2 separate regions of the Homo sapiens genome follow, and region 2 is linked to region 1. Evidence: read pairs that join two places in POLR2A ChIA-PET (ENCODE). Cell type or tissue: PC-3. All regions are shown on one strand. Links, peaks and the distances in the headings refer to the core of each region. The heading gives the core; the rest is flanking DNA.

The links. ChIA-PET counts read pairs that join two places held together with the same protein. Peaks named below come from ENCODE experiments on the same cell type or tissue, not always from the same donor. Only the 100,000 strongest peaks of a DNase experiment are listed, where the experiment ranks them.
Region 2: POLR2A ChIA-PET joins it to region 1 with 10 read pairs; 3 of 35 experiments call an interaction of 5 or more read pairs at or near these places.

The regions. Positions count from the first base shown.
Region 1 is chr1:221,722,903-221,728,294 of GRCh38, forward strand. The region is part of intron 2 of DUSP10 (dual specificity phosphatase 10); the gene reads right to left. Among named protein-coding and RNA genes, the nearest start is that of DUSP10, 16 kb to the right of the region's middle. RefSeq lists an enhancer at 3,622-3,691. In PC-3, for the core only: no CTCF peak of the experiment used is centred there; a DNase peak (open chromatin) is centred at 3,019; H3K27ac peaks cover 1,130 bases.
Region 2 is chr1:221,922,478-221,927,869 of GRCh38, forward strand. The region is part of intron 1 of LINC02257 (long intergenic non-protein coding RNA 2257); the gene reads right to left. Among named protein-coding and RNA genes, the nearest start is that of LINC02474, 41 kb to the right of the region's middle. In PC-3, for the core only: no CTCF peak of the experiment used is centred there; no DNase peak of the experiment used is centred there; H3K27ac peaks cover 675 bases.

The sequences.
Region 1 (5,392 bases), core at 294-5,293:
AAGAAAAAGCAACAATTGAGCTAAATACCTTGTTTATGAAATGTAATAGGACATACCACAAAAGCGTAATTCCAGACAAGGCAAATGATTAAAAAACACAACAAAAAATCGAAATACTCCTTACCCATAGTATCACCCTGTGTCAGCTTCCCATGAACATCTCAATCCCAAAACCAATACTTAAGAATCCCTGGTGTCAAAGAGGGGCCAACACATATGTTTGTCACCACCGCTAACATGATGCCAACTGGGAGATGAAATAGGCCCCAGAGATTACAGCCTGAAGGGTTTTGAGTATGAAGGTCTCAGAGGCCTGCCTGCCTCCCAACTGATCCTAGTGGTCAAAAGCAGTTGCTCAAAGATTGAGTCATTTTCCAAGTCTAGAATGCAAATGGCCATTGTCACCAAGGAAATGGTGTTACAGAGATAAGCAAGTTAAGCTGCAGCACTTAGCTCTCTCAGCTGCTGTTCTCCTAATACATACATCCAAATAAAAGGCAGTCTATTCTTGCAATACTGCAATATAATTCTGAAACTGACTAAGCAGAGTCAGTGCAGACTCCCCAAGTTAAGGCCACAGTCTCAAATAAGAATGCCTTCACTTCCAGATGCTAGCCACAGGTTCAGGGGTTCCCAGGCCACCCACACTTCTAGCCAACTGGTTATAAATTCTGTGGCTTCTACAATGCTTCAGGCTTGATAATTCACTAGAATGACTCACAGAACACAAGCCCTATCTTTATGATGATAGTTTTTATTATAAAAGCTACAAATCAGGAAGAGCCAGATAAAGACACATACAGGGCAATATCTGGGAGGGTCCTGCATATGGAGCTTCTAGGCCCTCTCCTTGTGCAATCAGGACACATTGCCCTGCTGACACAGCAATGTGTTCACTAGGAAGTTTAACTGAGCTTTGGTGTCCAGAGTTTTTATTGGGTTCCATTACTTAGGCATAATTAAATTATTGGCCTTGTGATTGAACTCAATCTTCAGTCCCACTCTCTTCTGCTGAAGAAGATGAACTAATACAAAGCCCTGACCTTCTAATCATGTGGATGTCTTTCTGATGATAAACTCTTATCCTGAGTCATCGCATTAACATAAACACAGGTGTGATCCAAGGGGCTCATCATGCATAACAAAGACACTCCTAACACTCGGGGAGTTCCAAGGGTTTAGAAATTATTTCCCAGGAACTGAGGACAACGGCCAGACAAATTCTCTATTATACAACAGTTTCTTAGTGATGAAGGGTGTGGGCTCTGGAGTCAGGCAGGTCTGAATTTGGCATTGTGCTGTGAGACCTTGGGCAACTTACCTAACCTCTCTCAGCCTCAATTGCCTCATCTAAAAAGTGGGGATAATAATACTGTTATTACCACATTGAGATCGGCAACATTTGATAGACATGGAATTCAGGCTACTATAATAACAAGCATTTTTTTTTTCTAGTAGCTGCATTCAAGAAAGTAAAAACAAACAGGTAAAATATTGCTAATATATTTTTCTTAACATGTGCAAATATCATTTCAAGAGTCAATATTAAAACAATTACTAATGAAATATTTTACATTATTTTCTATATAAAGTCTTGAAATCTGGTATATATTTTACACCTACAGCACATCTCTGTTTGGACTGGCCCCATTTCAAGTGCTCAATGGCCACGTTTGGCTTGCAGCAAGGCTACTATATTGGACGCTGCAGATAGATTTAATACTATTGCTATCCCCATTAAATGAGTTAATGCTCAGTGTCATAATTGTTCCCATTCTACAAATGTTAACTAAAATATGTGTTTGTTTGCATGTGAATGTGTGTGCATGCACATGGAGGGGTAGTGACCAATGACTAAAATCTACGGTGCTATAAGCCACACTACACCAGGAAGTCATTCGGCTCCCATGGAACATCAAATAGCCACTCTATTTTCAGGAAAAGAAACACTTCAACTTGGAGAAGAGAGGCTCTCTGATCGATTAACTACAGCATGCTCTTTTATTTCAGCACTCCAACATCTCCCAGTGCACGTTTTAATATGAGCCAAATCAAGTAGCCACGACAATAGCTTTGAATGAGAAAAGACACCCCAAAAGCAGTGCGCAGATACATGGGGATGCCTGAAGGAGCTCAGAATGGCTTAAGGAGTAGGGGGAAGAAAAACTGCAGAGAGGAGCTTTGACTCACTGAGTCATTGAGCAACTGTTCTGTGCCCTCTCAGGCTACTTCCCACAGCCACCGCCCAGCCAACAGCTAGCTGCACCCAGCCAATCACTCACTCCACTCCCTGGAAAAAGCTCCACATTGGGAAGCCAGAAGAATGTCACTAGCAAGAGATTGATTTCAAGGTAATTATTTAGGCAACTTTGTAGCATCTCATTCTCAGGCCTAAAAGTGTTCTCAAAGTTTGTTTTAATAAATGCATGTATTAATATGAAGTCTCTGTGTCTTTTAATAATGATATACCACATTCAGCTCCTCCCAATCTTTGTAAGAGAGGGCTTCCTGGACTCCATAACCACAGCATTCCTCCAGCTCTTTCTATTCACTGGAGCAGAAATGGGGCTTTCTAGCCATCCTCAAGGTAGGAATTAAGAGATTCACCTAGTAAGTGTACATGAATAGATTTTTACATAATATGCAAAATTAATTATAATATACTCAACCAATTCACATATTTTATCAAGGAAGACAAGCTAATTATCTGTCAAAGAATTATCTCCTATTTAAAGGGCACTTTACCTCAATTTGGCAAAATGAACTAATGGGAATTATCTTTCCATTCTGATGTGTTTTTGCTGCCTGTGTTTGCTTAAGCCCCTAGAAGACTTCAGCACTGCACTAAAACCTCAGGATTTAGAAAAGTTGAGAGGAAGGGAGACACAAACACATCTACTCAGCATCTCACTAAATCTACCTCTTGCTGCTTTTATTGTCCCTTTCAGAGTGTTTTATCTACAGTGTAAAACTGGGAGTGACTCATATTTATGAAATAAGGAGCCGTTGTTAGCCTTGCCAGATCATTCACTTCCACAATAGCTTCTGATTTTTAATAGCGCTGAGTGGTGCTTCCTCATGTCCTCACTCTATCCACCAAAGAGGTCCAAGATCTGCAATATGTGCCTTACAGGACATGTGGTAAACACACACATTCAGGATCAGTATCAAGACCTGTGGTCAAGGATAAAGATGTCCCTAAAAACTCACAACTTTGATAGGTATTTGGATCTTACACTCAGGAAAGAAAAGCAGAAGTTAAAAAGTGAAAGAGAATTGGGGGGAAAAATAAACTCAAACTGGCAACTAGCACCCAAAATGGCAGCTAGTACCCATTTCTCTAAATGGGGAGTGCAGTTGGGTGGGAAGGTGGAGAAAATTCCAAACAAGGGTTTCCTTCAAGAGGTTTCTCTTGTCATACCAAAACCTTGGAAACAATCTTAATTTATATTAATAGGCAAGTAAGTAAAATGTGGTAATAAGACAGGTTACAGCATTAAAGAAGAAAATCTATGATCACAACACAGGAAGCAAAAGTACATGCAATATAAAGTGAAAATGAATTTCAGTTACTATGTGAGAAACCCTGAAAAACATGCACATATATGGGTAGAGAACAAAAAGAAATGTAAAAATGAAACTAGGCCAGTCAGGGCGGGATTAGTAATATTATGTTTTTCTTTCTAAAATGTTCTTAATATCTTAACAATAAGTATACATAAAGTGTTTCTGCTAAGACTTTTATAAGATTTCCTTACATAGAAATAGCATATAATTTTTCAGCACAGCACTATTTCAGGAAAAAAAAAAAAAAAAACCCTATGTAGTTATCTATCCACCCCAAAAGAAACACTGGGTTTTTCCAAACTTTTAAACAAAAAGATCTACCAAGCATCAGAAAAGTATCTCCTACTTGTACTGCATTAGTGGTGACATCAAAGCATTTTACTGAACTATACCACTCATATATCAGTTGAATATAAGCAGATTATGAATTATTATTGTAGAGATTCAATATTATAATTATGGTTGATTTTCAATAAATGTTAGCTAGTATGCATTCGTTATTGTTCAAAGCACTTCTACATATGTTATCTAATTCTCAATTGAGCCCATGAGAAAAGAGCCATTACCCTCCCCATTTTATAGACAAGCAAACAGAGGCACAGAAAAGTGAATTTGTCCAAAATTATAATAATTGGCAAAATCAGAATTCAAACTCAGCAGCCTGGTTCCAGAATCTGTGCCCTTAACCTCCAAACTATACTCCCTTCGCAAGAAAATATATAAACTGAATACAAATATAAGGGAGCATCAGCCGGCTCATTCAATTAGTCACTATATACGCTCCTAAGAAAGGTAATGAGAAAAATTATGGAATGACCTGGCTGAATACTTGAACCCACAAGATTTGCTTATTTAACAACAACTCAGATACTAATCCAAAGGATTATATACTGGTTGGGCTTCTAAACACCCTAAACTGAGAGTTAGGAAACATGAATCCTATGCCAGTACTGCTAATAGCTATTTATATCCTCCTGGATAAGTAATCAGTTTCTATGTCTGTAAAATGGGATGGTTAGATCAAATGCTTGATAACATCTCTCACAATTCTGTAACACCATGTTCTTTGAAAAATGTCTTTCCTTTCTAATTCAACATAGAGTAAGTGAATGCTTGCTGTGCAATGGACTATAATTCTGTGGTTTTTCAACATTTCTAAAGTCATCCTGGGGTTGTTGTGGTTCAGAAAACTTACCTTGCCATGTAAATGTGAGAACTTATGATCAGTGAAGTTAATCTCCTTGAATTTATTTTAAGCTTTCTTAAAATTGATTACTTTTATATTTCAGAATAAAAAATGCTCAGATTTTTAAATTTTGTTCTCCATTCACTAATTCTACTGCCTTGATCACCCATGTCCCCCTCCCTTCCCCTCTCACTGGAGGACCTGAGTGTTTGGGGTGACCTTACTGCTATGGTTTGAATATGTCCCCCAAAGTTCATGTATTGGAAACTTAATTGTCACTGTAGCAGTATTAAAAGATGGGGCCTTTAAGAGGAGATTAGGTCATGAGGGCTCCACTCTCAAGAGTGGATTAAGACCATAATTGCATGGCCATTCCATGGAGTGGATCATCACAGGGGTGGGTCCTAATAAAAAGGATGAACTCTTAGCCTCCATTTTCTCACTGTCTTACACACTTGCTCATCATGTGATACCCTCCACCATGGGCTGACCTTGCCAGATGTTGGCACCCTGCTCTTGCACTTCACAGCTTCCAGAACCATAAGCCAAATAACCTATGGTTCTTTGTAAATTACTCAATCTCAGGTATTCTGTTTTAGCAGCATAAAATGAACTTTGTGACGAAATCTTATAGTTGAT
Region 2 (5,392 bases), core at 314-5,313, 200 kb after region 1:
GAATTCATTTTTTTTTTTTGTTTTTTGACAGAGTCTTACTCTATAGCCCAGGCTGGAGTGCAGTGGCACGATCTCAGCTCACTGCAACCTCCATCTCCCAGGTTCAGGAGATTCTCCTGCCTCAGCCTCCTGAGTAGCTTAGATTATAGGTGCATACCACCAGGCCCAGCTAATTTTTATTTTTTATGTTTTGTATTTTTAGTAGAGAAATGTTGGCCAGGCTGATCTTGAACTCCTGACCTCAAGTGATCCACCTGCCTCTGCCTCCCAAAGTGTTGGGATTACAGGCATGAGCCACCGTGCCCTGGCCTGAAAGGTGAGTTCAAAATGAATGTTTTTCTTATGTTAGCAAACTCAAGAGTGACAAAGAAATCACCTGCTTCAAGAAAATTAACATAAGCTTGTAATCCCAATGCTTTGGGAGGCCAAGGTGGATCACTTGATGCCAGGAGTTTAAGATCAGCCTAGGCAACATAGCAAGACCCTGTCTCTATAAAAAAAAAAAAAAAAAAAATTTTAAATAAAATGAGAGGAGATGATAAACACTTGACCTTCTGTGGATTATTGTTGACCTGAGGGCTGGGTCACGGCAAGCTCATCTTTGCTTTCCACAACCTTGACAATCATGGAAGACTCTTGTAATTTTTTTCAAACAGGAAGTCTCTCAACACCTTCAGAACATTATCTGTGACTCTCACTTTACCTGACTCCAAAAGAAAATGGGTAGGTTAGAAAGAGAGACACACTTTAAAGCAAACCATGGAAAACATATGGAACTAGGACTGAGTGGAAAATTTTAAAGGTGTTTTATTCTCCAGAGATCATCAAATATAAGAAGAAAATAAAAATAAAGTAATGAACACACAAAAGGTTTGCAAACAATTAAGAAACATGCCAAATTCTTAGATGAGCAAGTCTAAAAATAATAATATATAATAACACATTCCATTAAGGCAATCCCAATAAATCTCACTAACACTTTGTTTTAAATTGATAAAATAATTCTAAAGTTAATCTCAGGAAAAATATATAAAAAGACAATAATGGTGGAGATTAGAAGAAGAGACACTTATTCTATCACGTAAGAAGCTGGGCTATAATGAAGCTACAATAACTGAAATCTGGTTCTGGGGCAGAACAAGACTGGCAGATCCATGAGACAGACACAGATAGAAGAATTTAGCATATGGTTAAGTTGTGATTTTAAATCAGTAGGAAAATGCTAAATTATACAATAAATCATGTTGGGTCAACTGGCTAGCAGTTTGAATAAAATGTAATTTAGATTCTTACCATGTATCTTATTCTAAAATAAATTCAGATGGATTAAATATTTAAATATAAATCAAGCACAGGAAAACACTAGAAGAAAATTTAAGTGGATATTTTTATAATTCTGAAATGGAAATATTTTCTCATCATGCCACCAAAACAAGAAACCATGAAGGCTAAATTTGAATACATAAGAATTCAAAACGTTTATGTGGCAAACTCACTATAACCCAAATTAAAAGAAAAATAAATTAATAAAACATATAACATGGCCTCTTTTGACAGAGTGCTGAGAAAAATGAGATGTCCGTGCTTCTGAGGAATAAAGTGTGGTTTCAATAATTCATGCAAGAAACATTTATTGAGCTGCTCTGAGTCAGGAACTCTTCTACGTGGCAAGGATACAGCTAAGCAGGGAGATGAGGTCCCTGATGTTACTGAGCTTAAAAACCATTTTTAATGTCATGGAGGAGTACTATGATGAAAATAAAGAGAGTGTTAGGGGCTCGTGAGGAGCTGGAGGTCAAAGAAGTTCGTTTTGAAGAGGCGACTGTTAACCTAAGGCCAGAAGGATAAGAAAGAGCAGCCTGGCAGAGATCTGGGGTGAGTGCTTTCCAAGTGGGGGAAATAGCCAGTGTAAGGTCATGAGGTAGGAAGAACCTGGCCTGTTGGAGAGATGAGAAAAAGCCAGGCAGCCAGAGAATGCAAGGCAGAAGGGAGTGTCATACAGGAAGAGACCGAGGAATTGGTGCAGGCTGTGGATCATGCACACCTTCCTAAGCCAGCGTTACCTTTTACTCTGAATATGAGAGTAGCCACTGCACCCTTTAAGCAGGTGACTGGCTTCTGGCTCCCTGAAGGAAGAAGCTGCTACTTCTACTTGCTTAGCAATTTCCAACCTTAGCCTACCTTAGCCATTTGCACATGGTGAGGCTCTAGGCATGTACCCCTCAAATCTAAATTACAGCACAAGGTAAATCCATTCAAAACCTCAGAATGGGAATGCAAGTATTCAGAGGTATTAATGTAGTATATAAAGAATCTCAGGGCTTGTCTACCAAATCCAATATACACTCACCATTCTCAGTCCAGTTAGCTCTTTGCTACCACTTCTTTTTTATTCATGTTTTTTCCAGTCTAGCCAAGTTGAAGGTCAATTTTACTTATGTTTTGTTTTAATTTTAACATCTGAGCCATTTTTGAATGTTCCATGTTTTATAAACAGATATATGGGCTTTCTTTTTTTAAAAAAATTTAAGTTGTCACATGAAAATCAACCAGAAGCTGAGATTGTTTGATTTCCAGGATTCACAAAGAAAATCATGTGCTTTTTGGAAGGGACTTACATGTGAATAGAGAAGGGACTGACATACATGGATATGAGTATATGTGTTTGTGTGTGTGCACACATGGGTATGGTGGGGGTGGGCAGAGAACCACAACACATACCATGGGCAACAGACACCTACATGTGGCCCAAACCAAACACAACTCCCCACAAATTCTCTGTGACTTCATTCTTTCTTCTCTCATTCAAAAAAGCAGTTATGTGAATTAAGGGAAATTTAAAAGGGCAGTTAGGTATGTTGAAAATGCAACAGAAGAAATAAACCCACTCTACCATTTGTAAAACACCTAATCATATATCTCATGATAGAATCCAGCTCAAAATTCAAAAGGCACAGGAAATTGTTATTCTCAGCAGGCATAGGCCCAAAGAACAGGAAAACCTAAAATATACTGTATGATGATAAAACAAAAAAACTACTGTGAATTATAAAGTAGTTAATAGAAACAACATAATCAGTAAGTCAATGAATAATAATAATCTTTATCTCTCATTTCCTCTCAAAGACCTAATTCAACAAATTAATCACTCAATGAATTGAGTTGGGGCGAATAGATCTGCCCCACTCAAGAGTGCTTGTTATTGGCTGGGCAAGTGACTCATTCCTGTAACCCCAGCATTTTGAGAGGCTGAGACAGAAGGATTGCTTGAGTTCAGGAGTCCAAGAGCAATCTAAGCAACATAGCGAGACCTCATCTCTACAAAAAGTTTAAAAAATTATCCAGGCATGGTGGTACATGTCTGTAGTCTAGCTACTCAGGAGGCTGAGGTGGGAGAATCTCTTGAGCCCAGAAGTTGGAGGTAGCAGTGAGCTCTGATTGTGCCATTGTATTCCATCCTGGGTGACAGGATGTCACCCTGTCTCGAAAAAAAAAAAAAAAGAGTGCTTGTTGCTACTATTTCAAATCTCATTGACTGTCCTTTCTCTAGCACTGAGAGCTGATGGTTAGGTAAGCTGGTATAAGATCCAGTCCCAGCACCCAAAGGAGCACAGAGCACATCTCTTCCTGTTTCTAAAGCCCAGGAAGGAAGCTTTGTCAACACAGTGTGGACCCTGAGCAGCTCCCCCTCCTTCAGAGCCCAGGCCATTTGTTTTGCTTAAAACATGAAAGAAAAAAAAGAAAAAAAATGCCATTTAACCCAATCATGTTTTTATTTTTATGAGATGATGGTATCATGACAAAGCTATTTTATAGCTTCTTTGTTAAAGAAGTTTGGAATATATAAAGAAAATGGAGTTTTAGAAAAAATAACAATGACCATATTTTAGTTTTAATGTCTTCATTTTTGTTGAATGAAACAATGGTTCTTGAGCTTATTTTTTACATTATATATAAAACTGTTTCAAAGGAGCCCTCTCTCTTCCACTCCACTCCATTCATTTAGCCAACATTTACTGAGTATTCACCGTGTATCAGCTAAACTTGGCCCAGTCAATGGTACAGAGTTCTTGTTTCCTTGGGGCCCATCAGCATTTAGACAATAAGTACAACAGCATGCATTATTACTGCCAAGATGGATGCTCTCCATGATACAGGCAGAGTACAGATGAAGATTAGTAAATCCGACCCTCACTCTCCAGGGATCTTTATCTCTCTTTTCCTCTCAAAGTTCAAGGGGAAACGAATTTGCAGTTAAACTTGACTACCGTGATTATATCTCTGCTCTTTCCAGTAAAGTGAGCCAAAAATGCAGGAATGGTGCAAATGACTAGAATGAAGAAAGGACTCTGAACCCATGGGGGCTGAAACATAATCGAATACATTTATAAGAATCAAAGTAAAATCATTTAATCTGTTAAATAACCCATCATGCCTGAAGCAAGTAAGTGGAAGGTGAAGGAAGAGACACTTTGTTACGAGGCATGAATGTTTAACTAAATCCACAAACACACACACAGGACATAGACACACACACCCAATCATGCACATCGTCACATCACACACACTCACACACCAATTCATATATACACACCAATACACACAGCCTCACACACTCCCTACCTGACAAAAGAAATATCGAAGACATCTAAATGTGGGGAAAGAGTTTCAGTGCTGGAACTGCAAATCCTGAAAGCCTTTTTCTTTCCACTACAAATCTTCTCAACCATCCTAAAGATTCATAGAAGCAAAAATGGAAAAGATCCCCAAGGAGCCTGCAGCAGCAGCAGGTTTGCATTCACTTGCTCCAGGATGATCACTTTCTTTGCCTGCACAACTAAACCTTGTTCTGACAGAGATATTAATGTCATCTTTGATTTCTATAACACATGTGTTTGGAAAAATCAGGGATTTCATACTGGTTGGTTTTTTAATACAATGTAGCATGATTGTTTGACTTTTATAGGTACAGATGCTATGACAGTGAACACTAAAATGGTCCCTGCCAAGTGCCATATGCAGATGATAGAGAAGAGCAGTGGCCTCTGGTCTCCCAGGTGCTGGGGCTCCTTTTGCCAAATGGTACTATGAATATAGCCAAGGGCCACTCAATAAAAAAAGAGAATGCGATAGAGGAGGTGGAGCAAGATGGGCAAATAGAACCCTCCAGTGATCATCCCCCACTGCAGGAACACCAAATTGAACAACTATCCACACAAGGAAGCACCTTCATAAGAACCAAAAATCAGGTGAGTGATCACAGTACATGGTTTTAACTTTATAACCCTGAAAGAGGCACTGAAAGATATAGGAAAGAAAGTCTTGAATTGCTGACACCCCTCCTTTCCCATCCCCCAGCAGCCGCTGCACAGTGCAGTGAGATAATCTGTGC